2 separate regions of the Homo sapiens genome follow, and region 2 is linked to region 1. The links are chromatin contacts, found by Hi-C in ENCODE. All regions are on one chromosome and are shown on one strand. Each heading gives the region's core, a stretch centred on a gene start or an enhancer-like site at or near the end of the contact. The rest is flanking DNA. Distances are from core to core; before and after follow the strand shown.

The links. Hi-C counts contacts between places; a loop is a spot of excess contacts on that map. Pooled maps may share reads with other maps.
Region 2: a map with no recorded cell type shows a loop between it and region 1 (20-fold over the local background). The contact joins the promoter of RHEX here to the enhancer-like site in region 1. A Hi-C loop is called at or near these places in 7 of 37 single-sample maps with no recorded cell type and 5 of 50 pooled maps.

Annotation. Positions count from the first base shown.
Region 1 is chr1:203,315,681-203,322,911 of GRCh38, forward strand. It overlaps the pseudogene RNU6-487P. Among named protein-coding and RNA genes, the nearest start is that of BTG2, 14 kb to the left of the region's middle. Within about 2 kb of position 5,436, at least 24 of the 41 ENCODE cell types and tissues checked have a DNase peak (open chromatin) inside an H3K27ac peak, as active enhancers do.
Region 2 is chr1:206,051,914-206,059,774 of GRCh38, forward strand. It overlaps RHEX (regulator of hemoglobinization and erythroid cell expansion), which reads left to right and starts at 1,260. Exons shown (of 6, transcript NM_001007544.4): 1 at 1,260-1,352. It overlaps LOC105372857 (a long non-coding RNA gene), which reads right to left. Exons shown (of 3, transcript XR_922473.3): 3 at 1,530-6,681. RefSeq lists enhancers at 656-895, 1,316-1,375, 6,520-6,579.

The DNA of each region.
Region 1 (7,231 bases), core at 4,186-6,685:
CCTTTGTTTAAAAACATGCACAGGGCCAGGCGTGGTGACTCATGACTGTAATCCCAGCACTTTGGGATGCCGAGGCCAGCGGATCACAAGGTCAGGAGTTTGAGACCAGCCTGGCCAAAATGGTGAAATCCCGTCTCTAATAAAAATACAAAAATTAGCCGGGCGTGGTGGCGCATGCCTAATCATCCCAGCTACTCAGGAGGCTGAGGCAGGAGAATTGCTTGAACCTGGGAGGAGGAGGTTGCAGGGAGCTGAGATCGTACCACTGCACTCCAGCTTGGGTAACAGAGCAAGACTCCGTCTCGAAAATAAAAAAAAAAGAAAAATTAAAAATTAAAAAAAACATGCACAGGCCAGGCATGGAGGCTCACGCCTATAATCCCAGCATTTTGGGAGGCCATGACAGGTGGATTACTTGAGCCCAGGAGTTTGAGACCAGCCCAGGCAACATAGTGAGACGACATCTCTACAAATAATACAAATAATAAAAATAAAAAACATGCACAGCCCAGGCTGTGGCAAAGAAAATATGCACAATACAAAAGCCCTTCCTGGGTCATATGTAGCCTACAGTAGGGACTCTAAAAGTACCTGCTGAATTAATGATTGATAACTGAATGAACTCATGTCTGACCTCTGTCATTCTTGCAGAAATGTACGGTATCCTTGCTAGGCATCTGACCTCGGTGGGCCACGGGGCAACTTTGACCCATTGGCTCCACTGGTCTGCTTGTGGATTAATACCAAACTGGGCTATGTGCTCATTTACACACAAAGTGGATGGGGAAAGTTTTCTAATAGCAGCTTTACTTACCTCCACTCAGCCCATCTGTGGAGTACACCCACAGGTTCTCCCTTCCCAGAAGAGAAATAAATGGAGAAGCTAAGAAGGGCAGGGCCAAGCTCTCTGGCTTTTTCTCCACACCACTTCTTTGCAGAGCTGGCAAGAAAAACGTTTGAGCTCAGTCTAAGAGGCTACCAGGGCCCTGGATAAGGATCTTATACAAACGAGTATGCCCTGGATACGCAGCCAATCCTTTCCCCTGATGTGAGCCTGGTTCTCTGGGCCCCAGCAGCTTCAAGCCATTTTGTTCCCATTGGCTCTGCCATTCTCCACCCTCATTCCTATAAACAAGAATGAACCTTGATTCAACTCTTGTCCAGTAAACTGCACAGGCTGCCTAGAGCATATCAGATAAGAAGAGGTAATAGCTGGGTGAGTTTGGAGCAAGAACTGCTTTACTTAACATCACTATCAGGGAAGGGCCATTTAAAATTCGATGGGCAGGGGAGTGAGGGTGGGACCAGGCAGTAGATAAGTGAGGCTGGCTGGACAAAAGCCATGGTAAACTTGAGGAGTGAGCTCAAACCTTGTCTGAACAGAGCCTCTGTTCCTTAGCTTCAGTCCACTGCAATCATGAGGCCAGTGATTTCAGATATGGTAATTTTCAAGAGCAGCCTGAAATGTAGATGTTTATTTGACATTTCCCTAAACTCTAATCATGGCAACTAATTTTTTGAAAGTGCTAAAGGCTGTTTTTTTAAAAGTACATATCTGCATGTGCTCTCAACTTGTGGCCTATGATGTACCTGGGGCCACCTGGGAATGGGATGTAGGGGTTTTCAACCCTATCCCCCAAGCTAGGAGTGAGTCTCTGCATTGAGGACCTCAGTGGAAGGCTGTCCCTATGGCCACAATCTCTAAGAAGGAGCATTCTGGCATGTTCCTGATAGAAATGAGGGCACACAAGGGGCCTCTTCACCCCTAAAATTAGATAAAAAGCAGCGCTCCCCACCTTCAACTGGTGGTACCCGTTAAACTTGTGCTTGGGACGGCAGCCTCCAGGCTTTTGCTCAAGGAATGCCCTGTCCCCTTCCTTTCCACCTACTTTAGCCAGGTTCACTCACGTTTTTAAGTTCACACTTTTCCAATGTTCACTGTTCAGTGTTCACACTTTCAAGTTCACAGTTTTTCAGTGACATCTCTCCTTCACAGACTGGGCTACATGGCCTTCCCCTGAGTTCCCATGATGTTCGGTTTTATAACCCTGAATTTATAGCTAGAATGTAGACTAGAGACCTTGCCTGAACAGTGTCTGGTACTTAGTAGGTATTAGTGAATACTGGTTGAACAAATGAATGTCAAAGTTGCCAAGAGTGGAGGCTAGTGGATGAAAGGAATTTAGATCAGGGGTGGAAGAAAAAAAATTAAGCCCATTCAGCAATTTTGAGCTGGGACTCCCTAGGAACCTGTGATTGCACCTTAAGAAAACTTGGTCCTTTGAATCTTGCAGGCTTTTAGGTCTTTAAACACCTCTTATTGAAATGTAAATGTCACTTAAATAGGGGTGTTCACACCTTAAATCATAATGTGAGAGAGCCTTCGTTATCAATTAACTCCCTAAATGGATTTACCCAAAAGGTAACAACCTGGAGAGAAGAAATCTGGGCTGATGCCAGGAAAGGACTCTGGCCCCAGTGGCAGGAGAGGGAGAATAGATTCCACAGCTACTAAACGCTGATTTCTATCCAGAGAAATCCTTCCTAGTGTCTACTTTGGAGGCTGGCTGGGGGCTCACAGAAATGGCACTGGGGTAGGAGTTGTTAGGAAATAGGGGGCCTAGCTTCAGGGCTGACAGTAACTTGTAATAGAAGTCTTCGATATCTTGAACAAGTCCCTTCTCCACTCTGAGCCTCAGTTTTTGTCTTCCTTCTTCCTTTCTTTCTTCCTTTCCTTCTCTTTCTTTCTTTTTCTTTCCTTCCTTCCTTCCTTCCTTCCTTCCTTCCTTCCTTCCTTCCTTCCTTTCTTTCTTTCTTTCCCTTCCTTCCTTCCTTCCTTCCTTCCTTCCTTCCTTCCTTCCTTCCTTCCTCTCCTCCTTCTTCTTCTTCTTCTTCTTCTTCTTCTTCTTCTTCTTCTTCTTCTTCTTCTTCTTCTTCTTCTTCTTCTTCTTCTTCTTTCTTTCTTTCTTTCTTTTTGGAAAGTGTTTAGTTTATAAATCATCTTGTGAAAAATCCACAATGGCTGCAGCCTTGCACCACCTTTTCTCCTTCATGAGCCTCAGTTTTCCTATCTGTAAAATGAGTCACCTGTGCTAAATTATCTCTTACCATTCTATTTTTGTTTCCATATGGAACAGGAAAAAAAAAACAACCTATTTCTTCTGCTCTATTTCCTGCCGGCACATAACCCAGGTCTTGTCCTCGTAACATTCATACAACAGCCTCCTGCCCTCCCTGCCCTACCACCGGACTGACCATCATCCTAGCACAACGCAAACTCTATTTTCTTTTTTTTTTCCCAATTTTTTTATTTATAAAAATACGGAATGCTTCACAAATTTGTGTGTCATCCTTGCGCAGGAGCCATGCTAATCTCCGTATCGTTCCAATTTTAGTATATGTGCTGCCGAAGCGAGCATGCAAACTCTATTTTCATCATGCCATTCCCTTCCTGCAGACTTTCTTTGCCATTCTGTATTCCTAAGATGGGAATCCCAGGCTCTCTCAGTCTTTCCAACCCCAAACTCCTTGTGCAGTAGCCCAACCAGGCCAGAGCCCCTCACCGAATTCTCTCCTGCTCACCTTTCCTTGCAGCTCTGCTGACATCTGCAAGTTTCTGTACTCTGCCAATTGATGTGGCACAAATCACTTTCTTCTAGGATGTGAGCACCTACTGTGTGCTGAACACTCACTATTGCCAGGGACTCCGCCTGGTATTTTACACACAGTATCTCTACTGTTTTTTTGAATGCAGTCTCTGAGATCTTATGACCTCAGATTCACGGATGAAGAAAGCAAGGCACCAGTAACTAGAAGAGGGCAGTGGTGGAAATGGGTTTAAAACCTATGTGCGCCTGTCTCCAGCATCAATGCTGTTTTCCCTTACCACTGCCTCTTCAGGATGCCTTCCCTGAATAATTCCACTTGTCCTCTATATACATTCTTACCTCAGGGGTTTCCAGCATTCATGCATATGGTTTAAAACTGCTCACATCTTTATGACATATTTCTTACTTCAGAACTCCTTAAGGATGTATACACATAGTTTATTACTGTTCACACTTTTATAGCAAACACAGTCAGCACATTGCTCTGTGTGTGTGTGTGTGTGGGTGTCTGTGTGTGATGGAGTCTCGCTCCTTCACCCAGGCTGGAGTGCAGTGGTGTGATCTTGGTTCACTGCAACCTCTGCCTCCCCAGTTCAAGCCATTCTCCTGCCTCAGCCTCCCAAGTAGCTGGGATTACAGGCACGTGCCATCACACCGGGCTAACTTTTGTATTTTTAGTAGAGACAGAGCTTCAACACAATGGCCAGGTTGGTCTCAAACTCCTGACCTCAAGTGATCTGCTGGCCTCGGCCTCCCAAAGTGCTGGGATTACAGGCGTGAGCCACCGGGCCCGGCAGCACATTGCTTTGAGTTGACGTCTGGTGGCTCTGCAAGCCCTTCTCCCCTCTCCAACTGTCGTCACTCACACCTCCATGGCAGGAATCATTTCTATTTCCTTTTTCACCTCCATGTGCTTGTCTACCATTCTGCACGGAGCAGGCCTAAGTACACTGACCATTGGATGACAGATACGGGTTGAACAAACTACAGTGTGGTCCTCAGGTAGCTGTGGGGCAAGTGTCCCCTCCTCACCACCCCTCCATCCTCCCACTCTAAACCTAAAAGGAAAAGTGCTCTATTTGGGAGTCTCCTAAGAGGGAGTGAAGGAGCTCTGTAAGCTAAGCCAGCCTGCATACATGGTTCCCGGCACAAAGTCTACACACCAGTGAACACGTTCTTGGGTGGATGCTGGATGCTGATGGCAGGGCTTCATTTGATGTTGGTGAAGTCAGTTCTACCCTGAACCTCAACAACTTGAAATCATAAGCAGTAAATAGGCAGACACAGATGGAGATCTAGGTAAGTTTGGAAATAACTGAAGACTTATCTTTGGAATGAGCTTTCACATTACATGGGCGGGCTTTTACATCACGTGGGCTGATGAAGACTGATGATTCAGTCTTCATGCCTGAACCACGGGTTTACTTTTACATGGTCCACAGAGGTTCAGAAGCTCTGGCTGAGGCTAAGGAGGCAAAGCCTTCTGAGGAGTCTTTCCTGTATGATTGCTCTTGTTCTCACTCAAGGCAAGCTGGTGCTAGACAGGGATGATCCCTTTACTGTGTATGTGTTAGTGGGGGACTGAGAGGAGGATGGTGCATTTCAGCAACTCAGCTGTTAGTTCCCAGCAGCTGGTGGGTGCCATGAGAAGTGCAATTAAGCCCCTGACCCCCCTCCCCCAGCTCCTCCCCAGCCTAGCTACTCCCTTGCAAACCCTTTCTTCGTGGGCAGAATGTTCCCTTGCCAGCTGCCTGCTCCTCCAGGTGTTTCCTGTACTCTCTATTTACTGGCTGGGGTGGCTGAGGGTGGAGAGAGGGAGTCTGTTTTGGTTTCCTGTTAGCCAATGGCAGTGGGTGTGGGGAAGGCTGGCGCTCCTGTATCTAGGGGGAGCTAACCACAAGCAGCAGCTGCCTCCTGACACCTGCCTTTCTGAGAGCATGTAAACAGTTAGGGGACGAGGGAGGAAGAAGGCCTCCTGAGCAGGGCAGACACTTCTGTTCGGTCAGGCTGGAAGAGGTCATTTCATAAGCTCCCAACCTCCATTCTTTCCAGGGGGGAAAGGGTGGGGTCAGGTCACCCCAATGACCTCAGGCCTCCCTGGACTCTAATCTCTACATGAGAAGCCCAGGTAGTACTGGGTCTACCTCCACTGTCTACCTGCCATGAAATGGATGGCACTGCCTCCCCAGGCAAAGGCCAGGAGTGGAGAGCGAGACCTTGGCAAAGCCTCCATTTCCTTACCTGAGACCTGAAACAGCTACACATTCCCCACCTTCACCAAGGTCCCCAAATCCAGCCAGCTTGGTGCAGAGACACTGTCACGGGTTTCCCCCTGGCCACTCTTCCCAAGAAGGCAGGACAGTATTTTTGGTTTGTTGCAGTTTTTCCAATCCAGTTGAAATGATACACTTGTCTATGTATGTGTGATCCTTCCCTTCTTTCCTTCCCTCCCTCATCCCCTTCCCTCCCCTCCTCTCTCCTCCCTTCCCCTCTTCTTCTCCCCTCTTCTCCCACTTCTCCCCTCCTCTCCCCTCCCTTCCCTCCTCCCCTCTCCTCTCCTCTCCTCTCTTTTCTCTTTCCTTGACAAGGTCTCACTCTGTCACCCAAGCTGGAGTACAGTGGCACCATCTTGGCTCACTGCACCCTCAAATTCCCGGGTTCAAGCAATCCTCTTGCCTCAGCCCCCGGAGTAGCTGGGACTACAGGCGTGCACCACCACACCCAGCTAATCTTCATATTCTTTATAGAGACAGGATTTTACCATGTTGCCCAGGCTGGTCTTAAACTCCTGAGTTCACGCTATCCACCTGCCTCGGCCTCCCAAAGTGCTGGGATTACAGGCTTGAACCACCATGCCTGGCCTCCTCAGAGCAGTTCTATAGCATTGACATTATTACCCTTAGACTGTAGAGGAAGAAACAGGCTCAGAAGGTTAAGCAAAATTACCTATGGGCACAGTGCTAGTAACTGGCAGTCAGGCTTGAATCCAAGACTGACTGAATAAACAAGAAAAATTATAGCAAACAACCCAGGGTTTCTTATGTTTCTTCTTGTCACGCTTAGTGCTCTTGTCTTCTGGATTCTAGGAACTTTTACACAAAGCCACAGTTCACTTTGCAGATAGCCTACATAAGATAAGCAGTCTGACATCCCAGTCTTACACATCTCTTATGCCCAAGCTCAGATCACCTCTCCTCTGTGAAATCATTGCCATTCATCCTAATGTTAGGTGATGTTTTAAAAACCTGCTGAGTTCTTACAGCAAGAAGCCACTGCTCCCTCCCACTGTGTGTCTTCCATGGGTTTCTTTTTTGTGTATATGTCATATTTCAATTTAAATATAAGGTCCTAGAGATCACCTCTGATGTTGCCCAACATTCACACAGCATCTGCATCTAACACAGTACCTGGACATGAAGCTGAAGCAAGAGGGACTGAGGAGACTAGATAGTCTAGATGCTTTAGGGAAGCCTCTCTTTTACCCTTTGTCTCACTCCAATTGGAGAAATCCCAGTTCAATACAGACTGGCCAGCCAGATGGGTTGCTTCACCCTAATCAGGAATTTCAGCTGCTGACTTCCCAGCCCTGGTACAAAACACAGGAACTCCTTGTGTTCATTGTG
Region 2 (7,861 bases), core at 10-2,509, 2.7 Mb after region 1:
GGCATAATGAATTGGACCAACTGTAGGTTCCAGGACTAGAGAGCCAGCAATGCCTCCATGAACAATCTCACCCAATTACTCTGCTCAGGTAAGACCAACTGAAAACTAGAACAATACAAATGGTGGTTATTCCTGTCTTCTGTTTCTTTGTTTGTTTTTGTGACAGGGTCTTGCTCTGTCACCCAGGCTAGAGTACAATGGTGTGATCATGGCTCACTGCAGCCTCGACTTCCCTAGCTTAAGTGATTCTCCTATCTCAGCCTCTCAAGGAGCTGGGACTACAGGCATGCAGTAGCACACCCAGCTAATTTTCGGATTTTTTTTTTTTAAAGTAGAGACAAGGTCTAGCTATATTGCCCAGGCTGGTCTCAAACTCTTGAGCTCAGGCGGTCCTCCTGCCTTGACTTCCCAAAGTGCTGAGATTATAGGCGTGAGCCACTGGGCCTGGCTCGTTATTACTGTTGAATAATAGTCTGATCACTGAGTTCTTAAACAACTCCATGAGGTAGGCATTCATATTCTGTCTGTTTCACAGATGAGGCTCAGAAAAGCTAAGTGTTTGTCCTAAGATCACAGTTAGGAAGTGTCTGAGACCCAGGTCACTGTGAGGGAAGAGAGAGACCCTCTCATATTGTTTTATATTGTTTTATACTCAGTACCTGTTTTAAGGAAAAACAACAAGGAAGTAAAACCAAAGACAGGCAGTCCGGCGCCAGGCCCGAAACCAGGCCTGGGCCTGCCTGGCCTAAACCCAGTAGTTAAAAATCAACTCATAACTTAGAAACTGATGTTATTCATAGATTCCAGACATTGTATAGAAGAACATTGTGAAACTCCCTGCCCTGTTCTGTTTCTCTCTGACCACCGGTGCATGCAGCCCCTGTCACATACCGCCTGCTTGCTCAAATCAATCATGACCCTTTCATGTGAAATCTTTAGTATTGTGAGCCCTTAAAAGGGACGGAAATTGTGCATTCGGGGAGCTCGGATTTTAAGGCAGTAGCCTGCTGATGCTCCCAGCTGAATAAAGCCCTTCCTTCTACAATTTGGTGTCTGAGGGGTTTTGTCTGCGGCTCGTCCTGCTACATTTCTTGGTTCCCTGACCAGGAAACGAGGTAACTGATGGACAGCCGAGGCAGCCCCTTAGGCGGCTTAGGCCTCCCCTGTGGAGCATCCCTGAGGCGGACTCCGGCCAGCCCGAGTGACGCGATCCAAAGAGCACTCCCGGGTAGGAAATTGCCCCGGTGGAATGCCTCACCAGAGCAGCGTGTAGCAGTTCCCTGTGGAGGATTAACACAGTGGCTGAACACCGGGAAGGAACTGGCACTTGGAGTCCGGACATCTGAAACTTGGTAAGACTAGTCTTTGGAACTTGCCCCACTCCATCTAGGTGGAAGTGTGGCCTGATCACCCACGACATGCCTGCATTGGCACTTCTGTTCTGGTTTTGACTTGACTTAGATTGTGTGATACTTTGGTTTTGGTTTTGGTTTTGACCTGGCTTGGATTTCTGGATACTCTGATTTTGGTTTTGATTTTGGTTTGGTGTAAACTGCAAGAGTGTGTATGCCCTTTTTACCTGTTTTTTTGTTTGTGGCATGTGTGTGGTGTGGGTGTGGTGTTTTGTCTCGAAGAAGCATGGGTCAGGTACAAATAAGCCCACCCCACTAGGAACTATGTTAAAAAAAAATTCAAGAAAGAATTTAAGGGAGATTACAGTGTTACTGTGACACCAGGAAAACTTAGAACTTTGTGTGAAATAGACTGGCCAGCATTAGAGGTGGGTTGGCCATCAGAAGGAAGCCTGGACAGGTCCCTTGTTTCAAAGGTATGACACAAGGTAACCCGTAAGCCAAGGCACCCAGACCAGTTTCCATACATAGAAAGTTACAGCTGCTTTTATACCCCCTTGCCCCGCCAACGTAGTTAAGAGAACAGCAGCATAAGCGGCTGGCAGAGGCAAGGAAAGACCAGTAGAGAGAAAAAAAGGCCATCTATACCAATTCTAAGTTAATTTAGACTAAACAAGGTCTTAATAGCAAAGGATAATTGAAATCCCAAACTTACAAGGTTTTCAACAAAAGTGAAGTTTGCTTAAAGTTAACAGTGTAACATGTATTATGGTAACTTCTAATCTTGTGGCCTTAGACAGTCTAGTCCAAAGGCATAAAGAAAGTTTGCTTTAAAAAAAAAAAAAAGGAATGGTTATCTTCAAAAAAAAAAAAAAGTGGGGGGAGACAGAATTTATGTAAAAAGAGTGTTATATGGTAAATTCTTGTCCTGAAATAAACTAACTGGTGTTTAAAGAAAAAAAATGTTTGTAATAAGTCAGAAAGTTGAGACACATTGAAGAATTGTCGGCAAAAGTCGTGAAAGAAAAAATGTTATAAAAAAATTTATGCAAAAAATGTTGTATAATTTAAAAGTAATAAGGCCTCCTGAGTACTATTAAAAAAACAGTTTATGTGCAAGGTGTATAAGAAAAGTAAAACATACCTTTGGTAAAAAGATTATAAAGGGGCATAAGAATGTGGATTTTTACCTACATTAAAAGGTTAAAAACAATTATTGTTTTAAAAGTTTAAGCAAGTTTTAAAACGTTAATTATAAAGAAAATTCTGTGTGTAAACATATTAGCTAAAGTTAAAAAGGTATCATCCAGTTTTTCTGTGAACTGGACATTAAAGTAAAAAATGCCACAGGTTTTTCTTAAAGCATCAACCTGCTCTTTAACAAAAATTATAAAAGGTTAAAAAGAGTCTATAAAATCTTACCTTATGGTCAAACATGAAAAATTGGATAAATATGTCTACAAGGTTTTATTAAAATTCAGTTTAAAATTAATAACACACTAATATAAAGGTAAAATTTAGCTTATCTGGTATAAAAATCATACAAGAAACATTATTAAATATAAAATGGTGTTTAGCTTTCTTTGGTCTAAAAACTAATAAAAATTGGTGCTAAAGGAAACATTCATTTTACTAGAGGATCATAAAAGTTAAAGACTTAAAACAAACTTTGGCAATTAAGACAGCACGCCAAGATGCAAGTGCCTGGCTGAAATGGATCAAATATTCCATCTGCACTTTAAACAAATGCAATTGTTATGCTTGTGCACATGGCAGGCCAGAGGCCCTGATTGTCCCCCTTCCACTAAGGTGGTCCTCCAGTTGACCAGGCATGGGCTGCAGGGTAGCTATTTTCCAGGTTTCTACAGCTTGGAGTAATAAGTCATGCCAAGCTCTCTCTGCTATATCCCAAAGTCCCTGCGGGTCAGCCCCTGAGGGCCGTCCAGCTTCCGTCTCCCAACACTAAGTTCACTTCATGTCTCTCATGGCAGGGAGGAGACTTAGCATTCCTTGGAGACCTGAAGGGATGCAGTGAGCTTAAGAATTTTCAAGAGCTTATCAGTCAGTCAGCCCTTGTTCATCCCCGAGCGGATGTGTGATGGTATTGTCGTGGACCTTTATTGGGCACTCTGCCGAATAACTAGAGTGGCACTTGTGCTTTAGCCTATTTGGCTATCCCTTTCACCCTGGCATTTCATCAACCAGAGGAAGGAAAAAAAAAATAATAAGACATCGTAAAGCGAGAGAAGCCCCTTATGGGTCTTTCAACTCTCACATCTATTTAGATGCAATCGAAGCCCCGCAAGGAACACCAGATCAATTTAAAGTCCGAAATCAAATAGCTACAGGATTTAAGTCAATATTTTGGTAGATGACAGTCAATAAAAATGTAGATTAGATAAACTGCATCTATTACACCCAACAGCAATGAGCTTTTCATGAGTTGAAAAAAAGAAAAAACCCATGTCGGCCCCAGCCCTGGGGCTACCTGACCTGACAAAACCTTTTACACTCTATGTGTCAGAAAGAGAAAAAGTGGCAGTTGGAGTTTTAACCCAGACTGTAGGGCCCTGGCCAAGGCCAGTGGCCTATCTCTCAAAACAACTAGATGAGGTTTCCAAACGCTGGCCCCCATGTCCAAAGTCCCTGGTAGCAATAGCCCTGTTAGCACAAGAAGCAGATAAGCTAACTCTTAGACAAAACCTAAACATAAAGTCCCCCTATGCTGTGGTGATTTTAATAAATACCAAAGGACACCATTAGCTAATGAATGCTAGACTAGCTAGATACCAAAGCTTGCTCTGTGAACATCCCCGCATAACCATTGAAGTTTGCAACACCTAAACCCCGCCACCTTCCTCCCGGTGTCAGAGAGCCCAGTTAAACATAACTGTGTAGAGGTATTGGACTCAGTTTATTCTAGTGGGCCTAACCACCGAGACCATCCTTAAACATCAGTAGACTGGGAGCTGTACATGGATGGGAGCAGCTTCACCAACCCCTGCAAAGTGACTCTGAAGAAGACGACAAGCCCTGCTCCAGTCACACCCGGAAGCTGACTGGTCCACGCACAGCTGAAGCATGAGGAAACTCATCGCGGGACTAATTTTCCTTAAAATTTAGACTTGCACAGTAAGGACTTCAACTGACCTTCCTCAGACTGAGAACTGTTTCCAGTATATACATCAAGTCACTGAGGTAGGACAAAAGATTGCTACATTCCTATTATTTTATGGTTATTATAAGTGTACCAGGACTCTAAAAGAAACTTGTTTGTATAATGCTATTCTATCCAAGGTATGTAGCCCAGGAAATAACCAACTTGATGCGTGTTATGACCCATTTTAAGCCTCCCATGATCACAGTTTTTAAAATACAATTAAGGACTGGTCCTTTTCTAGGTGACACAAGAAAGGTAATAGCTAGAACAGAAGAAAGAGGGGTCCCCAAAAATGTAACCTTAAAATTTGACACTTGTGCCACTATTGATAGTAAGCAGCATGGATGAGGATGTGGTTCTCTAAATTGGAAAAAAAAGTTACACAGTAAAAAAAAATAAGTATATCTGTCAAGAATCATATTTATGTGAGATGTGTCAATACTGGTCTTGCGTTATTTCGGCTACTTGAAAATAAGTTAAAAAAGATAGTGTTTGGTTCCAAAAAGGAAAAGTCAGCCTCTCCTGCATGAGTGGGAGCTGCAACCTTTTAGAATTGATAATCACAAACCCCTCAGACCCAAAGTGGAATAAAGAAAAATATGTAACATTAGGCATTGATGGAAAAGGACTAGATCCTAGTGTAAGCATCCTAATAAAAGGAGAGGTTCAAAAACGTTCTCCAGAACCAGTATTTCAGACTTTCTATGATGAACTAAATGTGCCAGTACCTGAGATTCCAGGAAAAACTAAAAATTTGTTTTTGCAATTAGCCAAACATGTAGCCCAGTCTCTACAAGTCGCCTATGTCATGTTTGTGGAGGAACCGTAACAGGAGATCAATGGCCATGGGAAGCCCGAGAATTGGTTCCTATAGACCCGGTTCCTGATGAATTCCCAGCCCAAAAGAACCACCCTGACAAATTTTGGGTTCTGAAAGTCTTATTATTGGACAGTATTGCATAGCTAGAGAAGGAAAAGGATTTACTCATCCTGTAGGGCAGCTTAGTTGTCTTGGGCAAAAGCTGTATAATGGTACCACAAAAACAGTTACATGGTGGAGTTCCAATTACACAGAAAAAAATCCATTCAGTAAATTTCCAAAGTTGCAGACTGTTTGGGCCCACCCAGAATTGCACTGGGACTGGACGGCCCCCACTGGGTTATACTGGGTATGTGGACACAGAGCTTATGCTAAGCTGCCTGATCAGTGGACAGGTAGCTGTGTAATTGGCACCATTAAGCCATCTTTCTTCTTAGTGCCCATAAAAACAGGTAAACTTCTGGGCTTCCCAGTCTGTGCTTCCTGTGAAAAATGAAGCATAGCCATAGGTGATTGGAAAGACGATGAATGGCCCCCTGAAAAAATCTTACAATACTATGGACCTGCCACTTGGTCACAAGATGTCTCATGGGGATATGGAACCCCCATCTACATGCTCAACCGAATCATATGGTTACAAGCTGTTTTAGAAATTATTACTAATAAAACCACTCAAGCCTTGACTGTTCTTGCCTGGCAAGAGACTATGATGAGAAATGCTATCTATCAAAATAGACTAGCTCTTGATTACTTGCTAGCAGCTGAAGGAGGAGTTTGTGAAAAATTTGACCTTACTAATTATTGTCTACACATAGATGATCAGGGGCAAGTAGTTGAGGATATAGTTAAAGATATAACAAAACTGGCACATGCACCTGTGCAAGTGTGGCACGGACTCAATCTGGGAGCCATGTTTGGAAATTGGTTCCCAGCAATAGGTGGATTTAAAACTCTTATAATAAGAGTAATAATAGTAATAGGAACCTGCTTACTGCTCCCTTGTCTGATACCTGTATTTCTCCAAATGATAAAAAACTTCGTCGCTTAACCTTAGTTCACCAAAATGCTTCAGCACAAGCATACTATATAAATCACTATCAATCTATTGCACGAAAATACATAAGTAGCAAAAATAAGAGTGAGAACTCCCACTGATAAAAAGTGAGAGTCTCAAAGAGGGGAAATGAGGGAAGAGAGAGACCCTCTCATATTGTTTTATATTGTTTTATACTCAGTACCTCTTTTAAGAAAAAAACAACAAGGAAGTAGAACCAAAGACAAGCAGCCCAGCGCCAGGCCCAAAACCAGGCCTGGGCCTGCCTGGCCTAAACCCAGTAGTTAAAAATCAACTCATAACTTAGAAACTGATGTTATTCATAGATTCCAGACATTGTATAGAAGAACATTGTGAAACTCCCTGCCCTGTTCTGTTTCTCTCTGACCACCGGTGCATGCAGCCCCTGTCACATACCGCCTGCTTGCTCAAATCAATCATGACCCTTTCATGTGAAATCTTTAGTATTGTGAGCCCTTAAAAGGGACGGAAATTGTGCATTCGGGGAGCTCGGATTTTAAGGCAGTAGCCTGCTGATGCTCCCAGCTGAATAAAGCCCTTCCTTCTACAATTCAGTGTCTGGGAGGTTTTGTCTGCGGCTCGTCCTGCTACAACTGGACTTTAAATCTCAAGCACTTTCATGACATCCTCCTTTGTTCTTCTTGCTCCTACCCACCTCCTCTGCCTGCCCAGGATAGGTACTTGCCTTTCTGGCCCTGGATAGACACCCTCATGCTATCTCCCTCCTGCCGTAACAGGTGTGCTCCACTCCCACCAGCCTGCCCCAGCTGGAGACCCAAGTTCCCTTCTCATTGCTCAGGGTTTAGGTGTGTCATCTGCCTCACCCCACTCCCCCATACATCATGCCCTGTGACTTGATGCTTCATCTTGCATGGTTCATGACTGGCACCATGGGCACTGGAAAGGTGTGGTTTCCAAGACCCCTTCCTACCCTCCATCCAGTAGCTGTCAAAGGGAAACTTGGTGAGGTCAGCTCTCTCACTCAGAAGGGAGACAGGGAAAAAGGCAGAAAGGAAGGGAGCTGTTAGGATACCCAACAGAATCCCATCTGGCCTTGGTGCCCCTAAAGGCTGTAAAACTTGGTACTTTTGTGTTCCCAGATGCTATTTATCCAAGGTGGCTAGTAAATTGCCTTAGTGATCCAATGGGTTCCCCCCACCCCACCTTGGCCACAGTCTCTGCATTGCACAGCCAGCTCCCCAAGACATGTGGCCTGAGGGGTGCTATCTGCTATAGGGCTGAATCATGCAGCTTCACTTTATGGGGAAGAAACAGGAAGGAGACTGAATGCAGATAAAGAGAGCTTTGGGTTTGGAGTCAAAATGCCTGACTCCAGTCCTGGCTACAGCACTTGCCTCAGGCAAGTGCCTTCCCCTGAGATTCCTCACCTATACAATGGGAGGGTTTAAGATTCCTTTTAGCTCTGAGAATCTATGGACAGAATGTGGCTGGAG